2 separate regions of the Homo sapiens genome follow, and region 2 is linked to region 1. A link is an interaction called in ENCODE POLR2A ChIA-PET data of the cell type or tissue named here. Cell type or tissue: Panc1. All regions are shown on one strand. Each heading gives the region's core, and the rest is flanking DNA. Links, peaks and the distances in the headings are about the cores only.

The links. Peaks named below come from ENCODE experiments on the same cell type or tissue, not always from the same donor. Only the 100,000 strongest peaks of a DNase experiment are listed, where the experiment ranks them.
Region 2: POLR2A ChIA-PET joins it to region 1 with 12 read pairs; 2 of 35 experiments call an interaction of 5 or more read pairs at or near these places.

What each region holds. Positions count from the first base shown.
Region 1 is chr20:31,814,566-31,818,947 of GRCh38, forward strand. No RefSeq gene overlaps it. Among named protein-coding and RNA genes, the nearest start is that of MYLK2, 2.6 kb to the right of the region's middle. RefSeq lists an enhancer at 1,119-1,921. In Panc1, for the core only: no CTCF peak of the experiment used is centred there; no DNase peak of the experiment used is centred there; H3K27ac peaks cover 2,175 bases.
Region 2 is chr20:32,051,109-32,055,490 of GRCh38, forward strand. It overlaps HCK (HCK proto-oncogene, Src family tyrosine kinase), which reads left to right and starts at 1,134. Exons shown (of 13, transcript NM_002110.5): 1 at 1,134-1,378. The coding sequence starts at 1,317. RefSeq lists silencers at 1,494-1,553, 2,607-2,806. In Panc1, for the core only: no CTCF peak of the experiment used is centred there; no DNase peak of the experiment used is centred there; H3K4me3 peaks cover 1,273 bases; H3K27me3 peaks cover 1,021 bases.

The sequences.
Region 1 (4,382 bases), core at 146-4,145:
GTCATTTCCAAAAAAGTTGGAAAATCTAGATGAATAAAGAATAAAAATAATCTCTATTTCTACGCCTGTAAATATGTCCATTTATATCCCTCCAGCCATCTTCTTTGTAAATATTTTGAACAAAAAGGATCCCGCTCTATGGCTGATTTTTATTTAATTTATTTATTGAGACAGGGGCCCACCCTGTCACCCAGGCCATAGTGCAGTGACACAATCATGGCTCACTGCAGCCTCAACCTCCTGGTGTCAAGCAATCCTTCTACCTCAGCCTCCTGAGTAGCTTGGGACCACAGGTGTGCACTGCCACGCCTGGCGAATTTTTAAATTTTTTTGCAGAGATGGGGTCTCACCATGTTGCGCAGGCTGGTCGTGAACTCCTGGGCTCAAGTGATCCTCCAGCCTCGGCCTCTTAACATGCTAGGATTACAGGCATGGTTGATTTTTATAGTCTTTTTTCACCTAAAATGTAATATGCAGTGATTCTATAGCTCTCCCCCAATTTCATCTCTGTGTCCTGAAAGTGACCAGTTTAGTCCTTGTCACAGTAGAGCCCCCAGTAATTAATCTTAGCAATAAAATTCTATAACTGTGGGATGGAACAGTGTGTCAATTGCGTTTTCGGAGAAACCTATGTCCAATTTGCACACAGAACGCCCACAGACCTCTGCTTACTAGCTTGGCTGGAAGGACAGGGTCTGCTGTAAGGACAGCAACCTTACCTAGGGCTTTTCCAGAGGCCTGAGAGGTCCTGCCAAGGCCCTGGGCTCAGGGGTCCAAGGTGGGAGAGGGCGAGAGAAAACAACGTGCTAATGCAGCCTTGAGTGGCTCTCAAACAGGAGCAGAGGGAAGGCTGTGAGGGGAGTTGGCTGCTCTCTTTGGAGTCAGAAAGGTTGTTGCTCAACTCTTTGGATTTTCCATCACAGCTGGGCAGGGAGAGGGTCAGACTGGGCATGACTTCTCCGAACAGGTCCTTTTAAAGCCTCTTGGCTGAACTGATTTCCTCTCCAGAGCCAAGGAAGCAGTGCCTGGGTGAAGTTAACCCCTTCACCCCCAACACATTCTTCCAGAGCTAGGTGAGCCTGGAAGCCTAGGCTCCTGGAAGGCAGAGCTACACAGGGCAAGAGGCCTAAGGAGCCGTGAACTCTGGCTGGAGAAACCTTCCCTCTGGCCTTGTTAAATCCAACAGGCATAATTGCATCCTGCTGACCTTAATTCCCCTGGCGGGTTTAATTGGTCTTGGCATTGCCCCACTTCCTGTCCTGCCCCTGTAGAGGCAAAGAGGGTGTCTGCACAGCTGGTGCAGGGCGGGGAAGCCCCTTCTTGAGGGTGGGCAGGGGCTCTGGCAGCCCCTAGGTGGGTGGAGGAAGTTTCCCCGTGCCCCACCCCTGTGCCTCCAAGGGAGTGCTGAGAAGCTTGGGGACTCCCAGGGAGCAGCTGGCTGGAGCAGGCAGTCCCGTAGATTCGGAACCAGGCCAGACTCTCATCCCAGTGGGAGGCACTGCAGGGGAGCTGGCGGGAACAGATGAACCCTCTACCTGGGGTGTCCACGACATTATCAGGCCCCCACAGTGCTGTAGGTACTGTGCCATTGGGCACTCTTTACATGTGTGCTGGCTAAATGCTCGCAGCCATGCTGTGAGAGGGAGGCAATGGGGCAGAGCAGTTATGAGCAGAGCCTTGGGTTAGATGGGTCCAATCCCAACTCTATGACTTTGCCCTGTGACTCAGTTTTCCTGTCACATCTGTGAAATGGGGATTAAAGAGCTGACATTTATACAGCACTCGCTATGCTCACACTCACTGTTGTAATGCTTTATCTACCTCCTGGGAGGCAGATGCTCTCCTTACGGATGAGGAAACAGGTGAAGACATTGTTCCAAGCTCACAGTTACTGGTCGCAGCGCTTCATTGACAGATCTCCTAATCACTGCATGGTAGGGAGTTGTAAGACTCGAAGGAAGGATACTCATGAAGCTGCTTACCCCAGGGCCTGGTCCATTTTAGAAAGAGTTCAATAAGAGTAATTATTTGGGAATAATAATTATAACAAAAGTAGCACTAATGCCCCTGAAGTTGTCCCAGGCTGGATTTTGGTCTCATTGGGAGGTGGCTCTGGATTTGAATGTGGGTAGTTTGAAGCCATTCACTAGCTGAGTGACTGTGGGGACAAGCCACTTCCCTCTGTGAGCATCAGTTTCCACACCTTTAAAATGGTGTAACATTGGCCCCTACAGTCCCTTCTGAGGATCCAGGGAGCTGGATCTTTGGCATAGTCTGGCCTGGCCGTTGGTGGGCACTCAATAAATGACTGGTATTGATAACCACAATAATAACAAGGAGATGCCAGCAAGGTCCAGCATAGGGAGGTAACAAACTCCAGTCTGGAGCCTTCTGGTTAATCAGTTATTTACTCATCAGACACTGATGGGCAAGTCCACTCTGTGCTGGGGATGTGTTTAGCCCCTGGCCTTCAGGGGGCTCCCAGACAGTGTCAACCAATGGTGGGATCAGCTGGGGCACTGTGGGGAGGCCAGAAGCAGGGGACCCAACATTCCAAATTAAACTAAAACATGCTCTGGGCCAGATAGAGGGCCAGGAGGTCCTAATGATCCGCATTAGGACAGGAAACATTTCAACCTTTTGAATGCTGCAAGATCCACAAAGGGGTTACTCAGCAGGGAGAAGGGGGCAAGGCACAGGCTGGGACATTTTAGGAAGGGAAGAGGGCTTTGGAGTTTGAAGAACGACATTCCAAGCTCAACTCCCTTCCTTGCTGAGTGACTTTGGGCAAGCTACTGATTCCTTTAACTCTCCTCGTCCTCATGCAGAAAATGAGATGAGCGCTCCCCACAGAGTTATCATCAAGATGATGCTTAAAGGCAAGATGGCTAAAACGAATGACAGGTGCTCAGCAAGTGGAAGCTCCCTTTCTGCAGGGGACCTGGGTTCAGAGCTCAGTTCAGCCCCTTCCAAGCTGTGACTTTGAGTAAATTACATAACCTCTCCATGCCTTGGTTTCCCCATCTCTCTAGTACCTACCGCACTGGGTTCTTCTGAAGACCATTTGGGTGGATCAACATGAGAGCATGCAGAGCGAGGCCAGGCACGTGGTCAGTACCGTATAGGCATCAGCTGTTACTTTTGCTTCCTGGAAGAGGCAGACTGTTAACTGGACCTTAAAGAAGAGAAATGGAGGAGAGGAGGACCGGGCCTGGAGAGGAGGGCCAGGCAGAGCAAAAGTAGTCAAGACTGGGGAAAGAGCTCCAACTATGGTTTTTACCAGCTTATACCAAAAACCCTTGACATTTGCTCACAAAACAAAACATCCCACTCATTTTGAATAGTAGCCTGTTCACATAGTTCATGGTTCAAACAGAAAAGTCAAAGTATATACAGTGATGTCTCCTTCCCACCCTTGGGGCCCAGTTCCTTGCTTATCCTACCAAATAAATTCTTATGTGCATAAAGTGAAATATATATTATTCATATATTATTCTCCCTTTTTTTTTTGCACAAATGGATAGCACACTCTACATGCTACTTTGCATCTTGCTTTTTTTATTCCCCCCACTTTGGTGGTCACTTTTTGTCAGTTCATTAACAGCTTCCTCAATCTTTTTTTACAGGTTCCTATTTCCCCACTGCTTAGAGGGGCTGCATTCTCCCTCCTTTCTCTCATCAAGCGTTTTTCCAATGGCTTCCCATTTGACAGAGGAGCCGAGGCCATGGAGTGAAGTGACTGGTTTGCTGCAGTCAGGACCTGAACCTGGATAACCACTCTACAGCTACTTCATTTTATCTTACTTTTTAAAATATAAAGACGGGGTCTTGTTATGTTGCCCAGGCCAGTCTCCAACTCCTGGCCTCGAGTGATCCTCCTGCCTCAGCTTCCCAAAGTGTTGGGATTACAGGTGTGAACCACTGCTTCTGGCCTCTACAGCTACTTCTAATGCACCCAGGTCTGGCCAGTTCTCAAGAGCCCCCTCTGAGAAAGGCTCTGGGTGATGGAAGGCTCCTTGGATCATAGCTGTCCTCATCCTATCTCGAACACCTCAGGCTAGAGTGCCCCTCGGGCCACCCCTGTAGTGGAGCATCCTTGAAAAGACTCTCTGCCAGCCCCCTTCTTCCATGTGGGTCATGGGTGAGAACTGGATGAGCTTGGGGGAGGGGCACAGAGCACTCTCCATCTCCCATGGCTACTCAGGGCAGCCTCCGTGTCCCCAGGAGCCCAAGAAAAGGACAGTTTCAAAAGAAAAAGCTTCCAGGCCTATGGACATGTTGAGAAAGTGCCCCCGAGACAATTTCTTACCCAAAGGTGACGCAAGCAGGTCCAGATGTCGAGGCACAGAGCTAGGCACTAGGGTCAGGGAGATTATCCCTGG
Region 2 (4,382 bases), core at 206-4,205, 240 kb after region 1:
TTGGAGATTTTGGAGGTGTGTTACACAGCATTTAGGGTGATAGCCCCTGTCTTTTCCAGGAGAGGGTGTGTTCTGCCCTTGCCTGGAGCTGGGCACAATCCCATCCACTTGGGGCCTCAGTCACCCTCCAGCCCGACTCCTCCCCTCCCCCGACCACCTCCCCCAGCTTGGGAGTCCTCTGAGCTGCCAGGAAGCCAGGGTGGTTCCTTCGGGCAGGGAACTTTGCATGGCCATGGTGGTTCCTTCGAGAGAGGAACTTTGCATGGTGTCTGAATGGAGCAGGCCTGCGGAAGAGAAACCGCTGACCACAGACCTGCCTGGAAGTCTCGGGCCGCGGAGTTGGGGAGGGCCGGGCCAGAAGGGAGGGGTCGGAGTGGTGGGGAAAAGAGATCACGATGCTTCCGGGGTAGGGTAAGGCCTTTCCAGGGTGGGTTGGAATCTTTGAAGACTGTGGCAGGAATCCCTTGATAGGTGGGGTTAGGATCTCTGAAGGGCAGGGTTGGAATCTTTGGACCGGCGGTATAGACCCCTGGGTATTAAAACTCTTAGGCGGCGGGAGGTTAGATCGCGCAGGAGCAGGAGCGGTATTGGAACCCTGGGGTTTGTGTTCTAAATCTTAGGGCAGGGTTAGAATCCACTGAAGTGAGAGTTCGGATCCTTCCACTGGGCAGATTAGAATCTTTGGGGGCAAGTTGAGTTTAAAAATCCTTCAGAGGTGGGATTAAAAATCCTTTGGCGGGGCGGGGTTAGTATCTTGGGAGCCTTGGAGCGGGTGCTGGGGTTCTTAGACGGGCGGGTTCGAATCCCTAGGAGTGGGATTTGGGATCCTTTGGAGACTGGGGTAGGACGCTGGGCGGTGGGATGGGGAGGTGTTAGGGAAAGTGGAGCGGAAGGGATGGGGGTTCGCATCCTTGGTGGACGCGTTAGAAGCCTCCTATGGATGGTGCTAATATTTTTTTTCTCTTCGTGGAGGGTTTGGGATCCTTCTTGCAGGAGACGGAGGTTATGACCCTCGGGGAGCCGGTTAGGATCCTGGGGTGGCGTCTGAATCTTCGGGGAGGTGTTAGGACACTTGGGGCGGAGTTAGCCTCGCTCAGGGCGCGGCTAAGGCGCCCAGATGGCCTGCGGGCGCCACCACGTCCCTGGTCCCAGCTCGGGAGCACATCAGAGGCTTAGAGGCGAGTGGGAAGGGACTCAGACAGTGCAGGACGAGAAACGCCCGCGGCACCAAAGCCCCTCAGAGCGTCGCCCCCGCCTCTAGTTCTAGAAAGTCAGTTTCCCGGCACTGGCACCCCGGAACCTCAGGGGCTGCCGAGCTGGGGGGGCGCTCAAGCTGCGAGGATCCGGGCTGCCCGCGAGACGAGGAGCGGGCGCCCAGGTGAGTGCCGCGCACAGGGGACCGGGAATACCCGGCCCGCGAGGGGTCCCAGGAGGCGGAGGGAGCCCAGGAGCCTGGGGAGGGCTGGCTACGGGTGCGGCTGGGGGCAGCGAGGGGAGACGGAACGTCGGGGGAGCCGCGGGTAGCCCGGGGGATGAGGGGTCGACAGCGAGTGGAGGGTGCCCTAGGGAGGGGCGGCACTGTTGCGGACTGCTGGATTCCCGGGGAAGGGGACGCTCGGGCCCGTGCAGTGACTTTATCCACCACTTCTCTGGGCCGTCCAGGTTCCCCTTCTTGGGGGGGGGCGGGGATTTTTTTTTTAATTTAAAAAAGAAAAAGAAGGAAGGGATGGGGCTTCACAGAACCCGGGAAGGGGAAGGCCCTTACGGTTCCCGGTGGGGGCCGGGTCACGCCGGGTTGGCAGCCAGCTTGGGGAAGGGGGTAGTTGGGCGGAGGCGTGACGTGCGAGCCACACCCAGGCCGGCTGCAGCTGGTCGGCTCTCTGCCCCTCCTCCCACAACAGGTCTAGGTCAAACCCCCAAACCTCCTGGCCCCAGACCACACTGCATGCATGCCCTGTCTCTTTCCTCCTTGGACGAATTCTCCGCCTCCGAATTCGTTTCCTCATCTGTAAAACGGGGCTATGAAGTCTTTCTTGCAAGGATGCAGGAAATTGGAGTATGCGAGAGGTGGTGCGTGTGAGAGACAGGCTAGTGGGTAGCGGAGGGGGCTTCTAGGGGCAAACTGCCTGTTGGGGCTGGGGTAGAGGATTTGGCCTTTCTTTGCCTCTGTTTTCACAACTGCAGGATGGGGAGAGTAATAGTACCTCCTTCACAGGGTTGTTTAGAGGATTAATTGGGTACTGAAGGGGCCGGGCAGGGTGGCACACGCCTGTAATCTCAGCTTTTTGGGAGGCCGAGGCAGGTGGATCTCTTGAGGTCTAGAGTTTGAGACCAGCCTGGCCAACATGGTGAAACCCCGTCTCTACTAAAAGTACAAAAATTAGCCGGGCGTAGTAGCACACACCTTTAATCCCAGCTACTCGGGAGGCTGAGGCACGAGAATCACTTGAACCTGGGAGGTGGAGGTTGCGGTGAGCCGAGATCGCGCCACTGCACTCCAGCCTGGGCGACAGAGAGAGACTCTGTCTCAAAAAAAAAAAAAAAAAAAAAAAAGTTACTGAAGGAAAGCTTTGAGAATGCTGTCTGACAGTACACAGGCTTAATGTATGTTAACATTGCCCTAGCTAGACATATGGCCCCGTGTTCTCAGACTTTAGCCTACATCAGCATCACCTGGACTGCTTGTGAAAACAGATTGCTGGGCCGAATCCTAGAGTTTCTGATTCAGTAGCTCTGTGCAGGACAATGAGAACTTCCATCCCCGGTGATGCTGCTGCTGCTGATCCAAGGAGGACACTTTGAGAACCACTGGGGTAGCCTATGCCTGGCACAGAGAAAGGCCTCAATGCCTATCAGTTGCCTTATCCCATGGTTTTCTCTTTATGGTCCTTTTTTTTTTAGGGGAGGGGGTGACAGGTTAAAATACAGAAAAGTGAAGATAATAATATATTAGATGTCCCGAGAATCCACCATCCAGAATTAACAAATAATAGCATTTTGTTGTGTTTGTTTTGAGATTTTAAAAAATTAATTTACTAAAAGTAACAGAAAAAATTGAAGTCTCCCCACCTTGTATCACTCTCAGTCCTGTTTCTCTCCCTCCCCAGGGGCAACCGCTGTCATGAGTTACAGTCCTTCCAGGATGTGCCTCTGAAAATGGATTGCATATAAATGTACGCATAAACAACACGTAGGATTGTTTTGTGTGCTTTAAAAATGCTATCTATGCAGTGGTTCATGCCTGTAATCCCAGCTACTCGGGAGGCTGAGGCAGGAGAATCGCTTGAACCCGGGGAAGCAGAAGTCGCAGTGAGCCGAGATCGCGCCATTGCACTCCAGCCTGGACAACAAAAGCGAAACTCCACCTAAAAAAAAAAAAAAAAAAAAAAAAAAAAAAAAAAAAAAAAAAAAAAAAAGCCCGGACGCGGGGGCTCACGCCTGTAATCCCAGCACTTTGGGAGGCTGAGCCGGGCGGATCACGAGGTCAGGAGATCGAGACCATCCTGGCTAACACGGGGAAACCCCGTCTCTACTAAAAATACAAAAAATTAGCCGGGCATGGTGGCGGGCGCCTGTAGTCCCAGCTACTGGGGAGGCTGAGGCAGGAGAATGGCGTGAACCCTGGAGGTGGAGCTTGCAGTGAGCCGAGATCGTGCCACTGCACTCTAGCCTGGGCCACAGAGCGAGACTCCGTCTCAAAACAAAACAAAACAAAAAACTATCTAATTGTGAGACTTTTCTGCAATTCTGACAATGGGGATAGCAGAGGAGCATATTTGCCCCATCTTATCATTAAGTTGTCAAAATCTACCCAGGATGAGAAATAGAAAATAGAGGCCTCATTCATTCCTTCCAGCTGCTGTGGAGTATCCCAGCAGGTAACGACTCTACAGTATTTCTCTTTCCCCTGTGGATAAATACTCAAGTTGTTCCTAGGCGTTCACTACAACGAACAATATTGACAGGAGCATCCTGGATGTGTAGCTTTCGGCCCATGTACAGGTGGTTCTTGAGGAAAACACCAAAAGGCTGGATGGCTCCCCAGAGAGGGCACCTGTCACACTCCCCTTTGTGTGAGAGGAGTACTGTAGCCCAGAAGGGTCACCAGGGACTCTGGGGCAGAGAAGAGAGAAGAATGTTGCTCTGCTGATCTCCCAGCCGTCTCTGGATCAATGGCCTTTCTTTCAGGCCTCATGTTCTCTGCTGTAAGGCACTTCACTTGCCTTACTCACTATGCCTGGCACTTAATAAGTGTTCAAGAAAATGGAAGCATGAACCTTTTGAGGGAACAATAACCAATATTTTCATGTATCTTTATGTAGTCTTTTCTATGCACTTTTAAATTAACATAATTAGTATAATGCTACACATAGATTATTTTT